Linked DNA regions of Homo sapiens: regions 2 and 3 are each linked to region 1. A link is an interaction called in ENCODE POLR2A ChIA-PET data of the cell type or tissue named here. Cell type or tissue: Panc1. All regions are shown on one strand.

Region 1 (5,000 bases):
CTAAATACATTCTCCCCAAAGTAAGGTTAAGGGAGGTTAGAAATTGGTAACAAAATATCAGTTCCATTTATAGCAAGATGATCATCATAGGCTTTTTAAATTTCAAATAGAAACATAATCAAGATGAGAACTGAGAAAAAAACTGGCAACGCCTCACCCATAACTCATCTTCTCTAGAGGATGCATTTTAACCCTTACCTCTAGAGTTTCATAGGGGAATATCCAAAGGGTACCACATTCTAGTTGCTGCTTCCTCTTACTTCCAGAGCATAGTTGCCTGCTTAGCCCCATTTCATTCTGAGTTTCACACATGATTTACAAACTCATCACTTTCCCCACAGCACTCATTATAGGTGAGGGCCATGTATTTACCCGAGTTTGTGCTATCACCATAGAAATTCAGGATAGAAGGGTCTTAGTCCATTTAGAGCAATGGTTCTCAAACTTTTCTTTAGTAGTAGAATCCTTCTCCAGAGCCAAGTGTACGGCTTGAAGCAGAGGCTATCCTTATGTCCCAGGGTTCTTTCATCAGCTGAGGAAATTAGCACTTAAAGTCAGCACCTTTGACTGTCTTCTCTAAATCATCTTGGTCTTGCTTTCACTCTGCTTTCCCTTCAGGCATTTCTCAAGTGTCATGCTGAAACTTTAAACAAATGTTTAAAACACATTGAACAGGGCCCAGCTTTTGGAAACTGAACACTAAGGTTAGCTTCTGCTCACATCCCCCTGAGATTCTAGCATGGGACTTTGGGACAGACTTTAAAACCAATGATTTAGACTAATTCAGTTATTTTAGAGATGAAGAATATTGGAAGATTAAATGCCTCAGCCCAGATCTCAGGAACAGGCTGCGACAAACCTAGGAAACCCGGAACGCCTGCTAGAATACTACAGCTGGCATCAGCTGCATGGATCACCAATTACTGCCCAATGATCACCAACGGATCACCAATCACTGCCCAATCCTTTTTCGTAGTCATCAAAATATACGTGATAAGTTAAATTTGGTGATGAGGCCAAGTAGTGTTTCCTTTTCCCTATTTCATGAAAAAGTCTAACAGACTATTTTAATTAACTTATTTACTTTAAAATGATGGGATCAACGTGAATCGCATGTTTTGATGACACCATTTGTGTGACCTCACTTTATAGAAATGGTAGAGCATTTTGTTCTTCAATCCTCCAAAAAAAAAAGACAAAAATCAAATAAACTTTGAAAACTCACATTTCATAATTTAGAAAGGCTTATATATGGGAAGGAGAGGTGCTGCCATCAGCCAATGGTAGACCTTCTGGCCATAGAGGCTTTGTGGGAATAATGATATGCAACTGAAAGAAGCAAGCCAAAACATACAGGTGTAAATCGTTTCTGACTTATGTGCAGACCCAGCCACATCAAGCTTTGAAAAATATTTCAGCATCAAGAGTGTCTGGGTGCAGCTGCGGGTCTTTTCCTCTGTTTATGCGCCGTCCATGGCTTAACTCATGTGAACTGGCCAACGTCAGGTGTCACGCAGCCCTGTCTGATGGAAAACATATGTCTACAGAGGTAGGAAGAAAAACCCAGCCACAATCCAGCCTTGACTCAGTCACGATACAATGAAGGGAAAAAAAGGGCTGCAGACGCGTCTCTCGCCCTCCTTGTGTCTCTCTCAGCTCCTGCCAACAATGAGCCGCTTGTTTCTCTTATTTCCCAGAAACAGTATTAGCCATCCAACAAGGTCAGCAAAAAAAAAGCAGCTTTTCACTTCAGGGTGCATTTGGTTCCAAAAATCTGTAAAGTATTAAACCGAGAAGTTGTACTATCCCAACTTCACACTGAGCCCTTTATTCCAATTCTGGGTGAGAATAACTGCAAGGAAATTTCTCAGCCGGCTCAGTTGATAAGGCACAGAGCTCTGGAATATATGTTGATTCAGCCACACTTTCCCAGCTTCACTGTTTCAAGCCTTAAAACCACTTCCAGGTGCCCCAAAGCTTGCCAGATGGGCCTCCGGTCCTCCAGATGCCCCAAGCCTGTCTAGTTTTAGACTTGTAACCCAAGCTTCGTTTACTTCACAGGAAACCCTGAATTTTTAGCACCAGGAAATGATTTTCCTACTTGCTATCCTGCCTGCCCATCCAAACAATAATGTAGTCCACACACCAGTGTGCAAGTATCTAGGCAACTCTCCTTTTTCAGGTGTAAAATAGAAATGCCTGTAACACTGGCTTTTATATTTTCATAATAACTGCATTACCCCAAATGTATATTTTATTGGCATTTAAAGGATTCAGACATTAGTTCTCATCATTATAATATATCCAGGGAAGTCTAGGGAAAAAAAAAAATCACATCTTTCTGGCAGGCTGATTTCTTCTGGATCCTTTTTCCTGTAAAGAAAGAACTCTTTCTTCCACCTAAAGCAGCATCAGAATGTGCTACTCTGACTCCATTTGATTGCAGGGATATCTCAAGATTTATCACAAGTGGCCCGTGGCAGGAAGCACCTCTATGGAGTTAGTGAATTTAGAAAAACAATTATCTAGCCTGTGAAAAAGAGGAAATTTAGTTATTCACTTTGCTGCTTCACAAAGTTGTCCTTGTGATTTTGAATATAATTCCATGGTTGGGCAATAGCAGTACAACTACAACTGTTTTGTTATCTTCAGACAATAGGTATACTTTTATCCAGCAGGAAATGGAAACTCTGATTCATGCATTTATTTTTCTTTAGTCAGTAGAGAGTTTATTGTAGCTTTTTATTGGTTAGCTTTCCTGAATCATTTTAAAACTACTCCAGGTGCGAAGTATGGCAGTTGCCCAAGCTAAGAGAAAACGAATCTACAGCTGTGTTCCACACGGAATGGAAGAAAAGTTGCCAGCGTGAGTTGCTAGTTTTTAATGTGTGCATGTGTTTTTTAATAGCATGCCCTTTTAGTAAACATCTTTATTATGGAGATCATGTAACAGATACTAAGATTCCAAGAGGTAGTCAAAAGACTTGAACGATTCATAAAAGAGAACATGCAATTAGTAATAAAATATGGCAAATTATCAGCTTCGTAAGGAATCACACTAATGCAAATTAAAGAAACAGCCTTTTTCAGCAATCAAATAAGCAAAAACAATAGTGTGGTTTAGGTGCTTTGCATTGGGCCAGGACCACTCAGGAAAAAAAAAAAAAACGAAAGAAGAATGTAACCAGGGGTAACAGGATTAGGAAATCTGGTAGAAGTATATGCCAAATTTTGGAAACCTGTATAAATATGCATTTCATTGAGGACTGTACCCATATATCTTATAGGATTTCTAGTGACCCCCAAAAAGTTAATTACCTTTGAAATGAAAAAGTATTAGAATATTAACAGTGGTGGTGTTTCGCTTATAGAACTATAGATGATTTTTTTTCTTTCCAATGATCTACGGTTCACCTAGCTATTCATTTCCCCTGTTTCTAGGAAGTAGAGATACAATGATGAACAAGACAGCAAGGTCCCTGCCCTGTAGGAGATTATCGTCTAACGAAAAGACAGGCTATAACAAATGTACAGAATAATTTTAGTGATAAGGGATTTGAACAAAGAAATGTGGAGCTATTTTAGGCAGGGAAGTTAAGAAAGGCCTCTGTGAAGCAGTGATGTGTGCTCTAAATCTGAATGAAGTATGGAAATCAGGGTGGGGGACAAGTACAAAGATCCTAAGGTGGAAACTGTGAGCTTGGAGTACTTGTGCAAAATCAGAGCAGCCCATGTGGCTGAGGAGCAGAGGGTGAGGGGCCGGGACCAGGTCCCTTGAGGCCTCTTGCCTGTGGTGAGCACTGTGGTTGGCCTCTATTCCAGACTGATAGAAATCTCCTTCCAGCTGACTGCCTGGACTGCATGGGAAACTGCCAGATTATTTCACACTCTATGGTAAAATTTAAAATTCTGAAGAAATCCAGAGACTCTGGGGGCACACAGTGAAGTGAGTCAAAAAGTGTGAAGCAGGCCGGGTGCAGGGGCTCATGCCTGTAATCCCAGCACTTTGGGAGGCCGAGGTGGGCAGATCACAAGGTCAGGAGTTCCAGACCAGCCTTGCCAACATAGTGAAACCCCGTCTCTACTAAAATTACAAAAATTAGCTGGGTATGGTGGCACGCGCCTGTAGTCCCAGCTACTTGGGAAGCTGAGGCGGGAGAATTGCTTGAACCCGGAAGGTGGAGGTTGCAGTGAGCCGAGATCGCGCCACTGCACTCCAGCCTGGGAGACAGAGTGAGATGCCGTCTCAAAAACAAACAAACAAACAAACCATGAAGGAAAGAGGCCACTCCTTGGGATCAATGCCTCTCGGTTTGTTGTCTCTCAGCCCTGTAAAGTGGTTCAGGATCTTTGGGAAGGAAAGGAATAAGGTTTGGGGCAAGGATGGGGGAACAGACAGAAACCAAAGCAGCTCTGCTTTTAAACACTTACAAAGAGGAGATTCTGATCCCAAGCAAAACAAAATAAAAGCCTGTAGCTCTAAATTTTATTTGAGAAGGTGTGTCAAAAGGAGCTTCCTTCTTAAAAATGAAAACAAAACATACAACAAAAAAACTACAGTTCTGGATTTTCTAAATGTTATCCTTGAATCAAAATGCATATGTAGTATACACTCATTTTGGTCTTCTGTGAACACTGGCTGGTGCTCTGAGATCATGCCACTACCCAGTATTTAAAAAGACTATAGAAAACTTCCCCATAAAACTCCTAGTGTTCCCTACTGGAATCTTCTTTTTTTTTTTTTTTTTTTTTTTTTTTGAGACAGAGTTTCACTCTGTCACCCAGGCTGGAGTGCAATGGCACGGTCTCAGCTCACTGCAACCTCCGCCTCCCTGATTCAAGCGATTCTCTTACCTCAGCCTCCCAAGTAGTTGAGATTACAGGCGCCCACCACCACGCCCAGCTAATTTTTGTATTTTTTAATAGAGATGGGATTTCACCATATTGGCCAGGCTGATCTCGAACGCCTGACCTCAGCTGATCCGCCCGCCTGGGCCTCC
Region 2 (5,000 bases), 180 kb before region 1:
CTCAGTGAAAAAAAAAAAAGTAGGATAGTTCTTAGACCGACTCCTTAGAAGGCTGTTAGGACACACGTTATTGCTATCCACAGGTGTTGACGTGACAGAGCTGGCTGTCAAGACAACTACACTATATGTTTAAAAAAACATTTTCATAAAATATTCTAGTGTATTGGTTTTCTTCATAATTCTATGCATTTTATGAATTTATGAACATTATTCTTCGAAGGTGTCTGTAGGTTTCACCAGCCTGCCAGAGGGACTATGGTACAGAATAGGCTGAAACCTTCAGTCAGGAGCCGCCCACTGCAGGGCAGCTTGCCCATAGGAGGAGCTCTGCTGTCTAATAGCTGGTTATGCTTCTTTATAAATTTGCTTATCTGTTGTCCAGACCAATGAACACCAAAAACGGAACATTTCTATAGAAAATTCCCAATAAGTCCAGGAATCCTGTCACTTGAAAGAGCCTAACCCTGTACAGTAAGGAGAAAAATGCCTGTTACCCTTCCAGGGAGGCTGATACTTGCAGCACCTGGTAGAAAGGACCAGTGCCTAACTGGGGTGATGATCCCACAGGTACAGCAATGGCAATTTACAGACAGCAGAGAAAGAAGAGGAGAAAGAGGATGAGAGAGTAGGATAAAGAAACAAAAAGACAGGAAGCCGTTAGCAATAGGGGCCACATAACTTGCAAACTGGAAAAAAAAAAGGGGGGGGGGGAGAAAAAAGAGAACTTTTAAGGATAATGAAACTAAACAACAACAACATGGTAGTGAATACTTTATTTTGTTGTAAACAAGTTAGTTTTGAGGGTATTTCCTCGTGGTCCTCCTGCCGTCACTCGTCCCCATGTTCCAATGATGCTGATCAACTGCTTTATTCAGTTTCCCATCTTTCTTCTTGCCCAGTCATCGTAGCCTTTCTTTTTTTAAACACATGATCCCTAGTACTCATCTTTGGAGGACAAAAGGCTTTCCATATGTTAGAAAAATTTGAATCTCATAGTACTCACAACAATGAGCAGCATTGTAAGTTGTGATGCATTCATTTGGATTGGAACATTCTCAATCAGTCCTTCCACTCTAAGTAAATATTTGTTTCTCACAGAACACAAGGCAGTTCAAAGGGCCTCTTGTTAGAGATTTATAGGTGTATGAATGGGAAACATCATACAAGCAGTGAAAACAAAAATCTTTCCAGGTTGTCGGATTTTCTCCTTCTTGGTCTTATAAAAAGCAACTAGACATCTTTAATTTAAAAAATACATGCACATATATACAATAGTGATTGGAATGTTATTTTTATCCAAAACATTATAGAGTTTATCTCAGATATACTGAGTACTGTCACTCAGTCTGTAAATTACCCCCAGAGGGTGGTTTGTTTCCTCATTCCTTAAAAAAAAACAAAAACAAATAAACAAACAAAAAAGAAGTTTACTAAATTTAAACACTGACATCCTGTGAAGATGCCAGTCTTTACAGGCGTTTGTAAAAGTAGACTGTGGGGAGTATGTTACACTAATACAAAGTTTTACAAATGAATACAAGTGAAATATATAAATTACAATGAAATAGAGGAAGATTGTGGCTCTGTCCTGGGTTGGTTCTTTTAGCAGTCATATTGCTGTAGAGAAAATAAAATACCATTAGGCTATAATCAGGATAAATAATGATGACATTTTAGTCCTTTAAGTTCCTATTTTAAGCAAACATAAACAGACTGATCTTAGCTTCAGCAAAGCTTAGGCCAACCATACTTAGGGCTTGGACAATGCTCACAAAATGTTTCCTAAACAAACCCAGATCCCTTGTCTTCCATGAGTAAAGGCTGCAGAAAGGGCCCATAGAAACTGCAGGATACTGATATTGGGTTGCTTTGAGTGCATTTGTGTGGGGTTTTAATCTTAGGGATTTAAAAGATAATGCCATGGAAGTTTCACACTGGTATGAGCTCAATGTGGGTAACCTTTCAAATTAAATGCTACCGAGTTATGGACCTGACTCTTCTACATGAAAAGACCTGCCCTTTGAAAGTGTCTTTTGTCTTATAAACAAAGGTAACAGATCTTCCCTGTAGTATCTGGGAAGAAGCCATCCCTACAGTGACTCAGCTGGGAAACCTGGTGTATTTACTACCCCAAATCAGAGGAGAGTATCATTCCCTGCCAAATCACTTCAGCCATTTTGGTCATTGGCTCTTTATGCCTGTCCCCAAAACGTACTAAGTGAGTACATTTAGTACAAGTAATCACTTACTTTGAACTCTGCCTTGTATGAAATTCAAGGCTAAAGGTAAGCTGCATGACAGCAATCCCTAGAGGATACTTCTCTGCCCTTCCCCAACCGTACTGCTTGAAAGAAGCTCCATATTGAAGGTTTCCCATTCCCTTATTTTCTTGGAAATTTGCCAAAGAAATTATTAATCTTGCTATACTTGCCTGATAAGGAAAACTAGATTTTCATTTTAACCTTCCCCCAAAATTACAGAAAGTTTCCTTTTATTTTCAGCAAAGTTTTTCATGGTAGCAATGGGCTTTCAGTTTTCATTAGGTTTTTGTCTTATTTTTAAAAGAAAGTTAACAGATCTGGCACCAGAGGAGTAAATGGTTTGAAAAATATAAGACATAAAATAACCCTCTCAAAGATAGGATCAAAGCTGGACTTTCATTAATTCAATAATATATATATTTTAGGAGGATATAGAAACAAGAACTTTCACTGCTACAAACAAATGCATTTTTTTCTCCTAAATCATATCCCCAGGAAACAAGTGCTTCCTGGTTTTCTTTCACAACGAAAGGCTTTTCATGAGCTGCTGTTCAAAGATTGCTAGTGATTCTCCATACTTACTGCTTAGGCATTTTTATGACTCCTTATTAGGAAGGAATTGCAGAAAATCCAACCAAACAGCAAGTGTGGAATACAGGTTAAAAGTAGGAGCTTTTGCACAGAGCGACTCAAGGTTTGAAGCCTGTTATTTCCTGAGTAGGTGATCTTAAGCCTATTGCTTAATATTTGAGTCATATGGGTTTAGCATAGTGCCTGATGCATTGAATGGTTGGCTATTACTTATGTATACTAGTTGGGAATATAACAGCAAACAAAGAGCAGACATCACTTTTTTTTCTGTCTCTGCAGCGAGAGCAGAGGCAGTGAATTAGATCCTGAAGGGAGCGCTGTGTCTATGGGCAGCATGTTCTTGTGTACATAGAGCCAACTGCAAAGAACTAAGACAATCCTGTGACTGTGAGACTCGAGGAAGCTTGTTACTGACAGCTAAAGTGAATGCTATAATTGTGTTGCTACAAAGATGATATCAGAATAAATGCTGGTAGGTCGAGCATGTTTGGTTTTGCCTTTTTCTTTATGATGAAAACAATGGTATATTAACACCAGGGCCAGACTACGACATTTTCATGCAGGTTCTTACCTGTTGGTGAGAGCAGCAAAAGCCACATATGCCTCCAAGCACTCCATTTATTACTTGAATAAGACACAAGATGAATTCAATTCCACCAAGAGCCAAGAGGATAGAAAACAGAGATACATTCCATTCCACAATGTGCTTGGGTTCAGTGCACTCGGACCATGTGGAGGTATCCAGAAGGTACCTGTGGGTAAAAAGAGAAACTTCTGACACACGGTCATACTTGAGGGGATACTTCATAAACTACTTTTGTTTGGTGGTTTTTCATTCAGAAAAAAGGAATGAATTATTCAATATCCTGTGTAAGTTTCTTCCACTGCATGTCATTCCACAAAATGGAGGAATTTAGCCCAGATCCTACTGTAATGATAAACATAAAATTATAATTTATAATTTTTGACCCCAATCTAGGATTACATGGTCAGAAATTCTCACCTTATAATGATATTTATATTCCCTAACAGGCATCTGAATTCTTATAAACAAAAATAAAAATGCAGAACTGTATTTGTGCTGTGTTTAAAGCTAGGTAAGATTCATGTATGTGTAGGAAGTAAACTACGAGCAAATGCGGAAAAATGAAAATAATTCATGTGCTAAAGTAGAGTATGTGTAGGTGTTTTTTAAAACTGTTTTCCAATTTTATTGTTGTTATTGGTATAAAAGATGGGTATTTGTATTCAATATTGAGTGAATATTTAGAAAATACAATCTCTTTAGGCTAGTTTTTTTTTTGAACTTTAAAATATTAATTTAGATCATTTTATTACATCTCAATTTGTTACTGCTGAAAATTATCCAAATTCTGGCAAGTTTGGATATTTAATATGCTGGAATTTTTCAACTGAGACCTTTGGAACAAAGCTATTTTTTGTTTTTAAGGAATAAATTAATTTGCAACAGGAAGCAAATTCATGGGATTAAACCCAACTAATTTGATAGCTCTTTACTTTTTTCTGAGACGGAGTCTGACTCTGTTGCCCAGGCTGGAGTGCAATGGCGCAATCTTGGCTCATTGCAACCTCTACGTCCCAGGTTCAAGCCATTCTCCTGCCTCAGCCTCCCAAAGTGCTGGGATTACAGGCGTGAACCACCACGCCCGGCTGATAGCTCTTCACTTTCATGATGCTGTGCCCAAGAGTTGATAATAGCATGTAGCACACTGCATTTGCTCATTCAACAAAGATTATTGAGCAGTCAGTGTGAGTCTGACACTGAGCCAGAGCTGGGGATATAATGGAGCACAGGGCACGGGCTCTGTCCTGAAAGAGCATAGCTTCTAAAGGAAGAGACAAGTCACAAGTAATCTCAATGCAACAGATATGCTGATCGGTAAACAAAATATGGAAGAGCCACAGAGGAAGGGCATCTAACCTAGTCCAGGGAGAACAGCTGCTTATGTATCTATTCAATAAGGCTGAGCTCCATGAAGGTAGGAGCCAGACCTATTCATCATTGTATATCCAGCCGCTAGAACAGTATCTGACACACAATAGCCACTCAGCACATTTTAAAAGCAGTTGAATGATAAATAACAATATGAAGTTGCTTTGTGAAATGTCAGCAAACCATACTGAGGT
Region 3 (5,000 bases), 570 kb before region 1:
ATTAGTTATGTCTCTCACAAATATTTCCCAGTCTGTGGTTTGTCTTTTCATTTTCTTGACAGCGTTCTCTGAAGACCAGAAAGTTTTTATTTTAATGGGATCTAGCTTATCAATTCTTCCTTTCATGGATTGCGCCTTTGGTGTTGTATCCAAAAAGTTATCATCAAACCCAAGGTCATCTAGATTTTCTCCCATGTTATTTTTCTAGGAGTTCTATAGTTTTGCATTTTACATTTTTCATTTGTCTGTGATCCATTTTGAATTAATTTTTGGGAAGGGTGTAAGGTCTATGTCTGGATTCTTTTTCTTTTCATGTATGAATGTCCAGTTGTTCCAGCAGCATTTCCTGAAAACAGTATCTTTTCTCTATTGCCTTTGCCCCTTTGTCAAAGATCAGTTGACTATATTTACGTGGGTATATTTTTGAGCGCTCTATTCTGTTTCATTGATCTATGTGTCTGTTTTTGTTTGTTTGTTTTTTGCCAATACCACACTGTCTTGATTTAATAGTAAGTCTTGAAGTCAGTCCTCCAACTTTATTCTCCTTCATATTGAGTTGGCTATTTTGGGTCTTTTGCCTGTCTCTATAAACTTTAGAATCAGTTTGTTGATAGAAAATAACTTAGTGAGATTTTTATTGGGGTTCCATTGAATTTATACATCAAGTTCAGAAAAACTGACATCTTGATAATATTGAGTCTTCTTATCCTCTATAGTTGAATGTTTGTGTTGCCACAGAATTCAAGAGTTCAAATCTTAACCCCCAAAGTGATTGTATTAGGAGATGGGACCTTTTGGGAGGATATTAGGCCATGAGGGATTAGTGCCCTTTATTATAAGATAGTTCCTAGAGAGCTCATTCATCCCTTCCACCATGGAAGAAGACAGCAAGAAGGCAACATCTATGGACCAGGAGACAAGCCGTCACCAAACACTATCTCTGCTAATTCTTTAATCTTCAACTTCCCAGCCTCCAGAACTGTGAGAAATACATTTCTGTTGTTTTTAAGCTACTCAGCTTATCATATTTTGTTATAGCAGCACAGACTGAGATACTATTCATGAACATGGACTATCTCTCCATTTATTTAATTATTCTTTGATATCTTTCATCAAGTTTTCCTCATATAGATCTTGTACATACTTTCTTAGATTTCAACCCAAGTATTTTATTTTTGAAGGTGTTAATGTAAATGGCATTATGTTTTTAATTTCAAATTCTACTTGTTCATTACTGATATATAGGAAAGTGATTGATTTTTATATATTAGCCTTGTATCCTACAACCTTGCTATAATTGCTTATTAGTTCTAGGAGTCATTTTGTCTACTCTTTTGAATTTTCTGTATAATCATGTCATTTTTTAACAAAACCAGTTTTACTTATTCCTTCCCAATCTGCATACTTTTGATTTTATTTTCTCCTCTTGTTGCTAGGACTTTCAGCACAATGTTGAAAGGCAGCATTGAGAGAGAACAGCCTTGCCTTGTTCCTAATCATAGGAGCAAAGCTTCCAATTTGTCACCATTAAGTATGATGTTAGCTGTAGGTTTTTTGTAGATGTTTTTTATTGAGTTGAGGAAGTTCCCCTCTATTCCTAGTCTGTCGCAGGTACCTTATTTTTTTCTTTTACAATATAGTTTGGAGAACATTCTATCATAGACATTAAGAGCAGTCATTATTATTATTGCTTTCTACAGATGCATAGCATAGTATTTTATTGCATGGATATATTATAGTTTATTTAACCTGACCCCTATTAACGGTTATTTAGGTTGTTTGCATATCTTATATTGGCACAAACAGTGCTGCAAATGTCCATCTTCTGGCAAGTGAATAAATACACTGTGATATATGCACACAAAATAATTCTGCTCAGCAATACAAAGGAATGAACCAATGATACGTTCAACAACATGAATAAATCTCAAAAGCATTACACTGAGAAAAAAAAACAGACACAAAAGACTACATACTCTTTTATTACATTTGTATTAAATTCTTGAAAAGGCAAATCTATATGGACAGAAATCAGAGCTACATTTGCCAGGGGACAGGGAATGGGATTAACCATAAAGGCAGAGAGGGAAGTTTTGTGAATGATTGTGGAGATGGTTATACCTGTGGTGATAGTTTATATCTATCACAGCTCATTGAATTTTTTACTTTTAAAAAGTGACTTTTATTGTATATAGATTTTATTTCAATAAAGTTGATTTTAAAGAAAAAGTAACTGCCAAATGATTTAACCCATGAACTAAAAGATCACAAATATGGTAACCAAAGTTTGAAAGGTGAAATATATTTGAAGGACTGAGAGTTAGAGATCCTGGACAATCTTATCCTTCTTTTTGACCACTATCATGTTGTTATTACATTACCGGCAGAACACGTAATAAAAGTAAGATGAAAAGATCAAGCATTCACTGTATTTTTCTTTTTATTTTTTTAGAGACAAGGTTTTTGCTCTGTTGCCCAAGCTGGAGGACAATGGCACTATCATAGCTCACTATAATCTCAAGCTCCTGGGCTCAAAAAAAATCTTCCCAACTAAACCTCTCCCTAGGAATTATAGGCACCCACCATCACACCCTATCACACCCAGCTAATTTTTTATTTTTTGTAGAGACTGGGTCTCGCAGTGTCACCCAGGCTGGTTTCAAGCAATCCTCCTGCCTCAGTCTCCCACAGTGCTGGGATCACAGGCGTGGGCCCCTGGGCCCAGCCCAGGATTTTAACTAATTACAGAAAATTATTCCCGTGTCTGGATCAATAACTATGCCTCTTTAATTTATGAAATATTCATTTTACTAACAAATCACTAGAAAAACCTCCAAAGTCACCGAAATTGAGCTGAATTTCATCTTTCCGTTCTACTCCCACTAGAAACCCTCTTATCATTTAATTATTTACTAATTAACTCCCCATTCCCTCCTACTTCCAAAGGATCTCAAACAACTTCATAAATAAGTGAGGCAAGTATAATAATGGGAAAAAAGTTAAAGCATAGATAAATAAATGCAGGGTAGAGAGCCTAAATAATGACTAGAAGTGGCTACAAATTTTGCTCCAAGTTTCTAATTGGCCTCCCAAAAGAGGAAAACATGTATTCTATGTGTTTGATATACTTATAAACATCAAAGTTTCTATGAAATAAAGAAAAATCTAAGTGTTAAGGAAATGCAACATTTATTTTTGATATGATGACCAGTGTGACAATTTTCCCATGGATCTTTCAATAGAGGAAATTGCATAACATAGTGAATGTCTTCAATGGCACATTGGAAAAGCCATGATAGTGAGATTTCTGAGGCACCCTTAGAGCCACAGAGAAAGCCAAGAACAGAATGCCACTCTAGGAAAGAGAACCTGGTGGCTGGAGGACAAAGGTGGCAGATAAGAGTTACTTCATTGTACACATACCCTTTTGCAGCTTTTGAGCAGTGGACACCCCATACATATTACCAAACAGTGCTTAATTGTACAGACTGGGGAAGCAGGCTCCCTGGTTCAAATCACAGCTGTACAAACTACCAGTTACAGTATAGTGGGCAAGCTCTGTGCCTTATCTCTGAAGTGGGGATTGCAGAATATCTGCCTCATTCGATCACTGGAAAGGTTAAATGTGTTAATATGTAAAAGAACCTTAGTATCAGGTTAAGTGGTAGTTATTACTAATGATAATGCCAAAGTACAGTTTTGTAAAAGTTGTCTTATGAAGGACCAAAGCAATGTTACTCTATGTATAAAGCTCCATGATAATCAGATTTTAGATACCAGCATAAATTTAGAATATCTGACACACATGAAAATCAGTTGTCATGCCCATGGGGTTTATATAGCGAACAGACCCAATTTTGGGTTTTGTTACCTGTTTTAAAAGGCAATGCACAGGCTGGGCACAGTGGCTCACGCCTGTAATCCCAGCACTCTGGGAAGCCAGGGCGGGTGGATCACAAGGTCAGGAGATCGAGACCATCCTGGCTAACAGAGAAACCCCGTCTCTACTAAAAATATAAAAAATTAGCCGGGTGTGGTGGCACACGCCTGTGGTCTCAGCTACTCGGGAGTCTGTGGCAGGAAAATCACTTGAACCCAGGAGGCGGAGGTTGCAGTGAGCTGAGATCATGCCACTGCACTCCAGCCTGGCGACAGAGTGAGACTCCATCTCAAAAAAAAAAAGGCAATGCACTACAAAGCATTATTGGAAGAAACTGAAGACTATCTCGGTAAATAAAAAGACATCCCATGTTCATGGATTAGAAGGCATAAGCTGTAAGGCTGGGCACGGTGGCTCATGCCTGTAATCCCAGCACTTTGAGAGTTCAAGGCAGGTGGATCACCTGAGGTCAGGAGTTCAAGACCAGCCTGGCCAGCATGGTGAAACCCTGTCTCTACTAAAAATACAAAAATTAGCTGGGCATGGTGCCAGGTGCCTGTAATCCCAGCTACTTGGGAAGCTGAGGCAGGGAGAATTACCTGAACCTGGGAGGCAGAGGTTGCAGTGGGCCAAGATCGCGCCACTGCACTCTAGCCTGGGTGACAGAACAAGACTCTGTCTCAAAAAAAAAAAAAAGCAGGTTTAAGCTGTTAAGTTGGCAATACTCCCCAAACTGATCTACAAATTCAATGAAATCCTTATCAAAAGCCCAGCTTTCTTTGTTTCAGAAACTTATAAACTGACCCTAAAATTCATATGGAAATGCAAATTACCCAGAATAGCCAAAACAATCTTGAAAAAGAAGAAAAAATTTTTTAAGATTTTATTTTTATTTATTTATTTAAAAAAATTTTTTTTGAAATGGGGTCTTGCTCTGTCACCCAGGCTGGAGTGCAGTGGCACGATCTCGGCTCACTGCAACCTCTGCCTCCTGGGTTCAGTGATTCTCTTCTTGCCTCAGCCTCCAGAGTAGCCACCACACCCGGCTAATTTTTATATTTTTAGTAGCGACGGTGTTTCGCCATTTTGGCAGGCTGGTCTCAAACTCCTGACCTCAGGT

Evidence for each region. ChIA-PET counts read pairs that join two places held together with the same protein. Peaks named below come from ENCODE experiments on the same cell type or tissue, not always from the same donor. Only the 100,000 strongest peaks of a DNase experiment are listed, where the experiment ranks them.
Region 2: POLR2A ChIA-PET joins it to region 1 with 18 read pairs; 3 of 35 experiments call an interaction of 5 or more read pairs at or near these places.
Region 3: POLR2A ChIA-PET joins it to region 1 with 11 read pairs; 2 of 35 experiments call an interaction of 5 or more read pairs at or near these places.

Annotation. Positions count from the first base shown.
Region 1 is chr3:149,552,331-149,557,330 of GRCh38, forward strand. All of the region lies in intron 3 of WWTR1 (WW domain containing transcription regulator 1), which reads right to left. Among named protein-coding and RNA genes, the nearest start is that of TM4SF4, 80 kb to the left of the region's middle. In Panc1, no CTCF peak of the experiment used is centred here; a DNase peak (open chromatin) is centred at 2,741; H3K27ac peaks cover 5,000 bases.
Region 2 is chr3:149,368,264-149,373,263 of GRCh38, forward strand. It overlaps TM4SF1 (transmembrane 4 L six family member 1), which reads right to left. Exons shown (of 5, transcript NM_014220.3): 4 at 3,424-3,604; 5 at 759-1,617. The coding sequence ends at 1,603. Among named protein-coding and RNA genes, the nearest start is that of TM4SF1, 6.9 kb to the right of the region's middle. In Panc1, CTCF peaks have their summits at 321, 520, 3,199 and 3,401; DNase peaks (open chromatin) are centred at 2, 2,284, 2,496 and 2,762; H3K4me3 peaks cover 3,710 bases; H3K27ac peaks cover 5,000 bases.
Region 3 is chr3:148,978,024-148,983,023 of GRCh38, forward strand. No RefSeq gene overlaps it. Among named protein-coding and RNA genes, the nearest start is that of GYG1, 11 kb to the right of the region's middle. In Panc1, no CTCF peak of the experiment used is centred here; no DNase peak of the experiment used is centred here.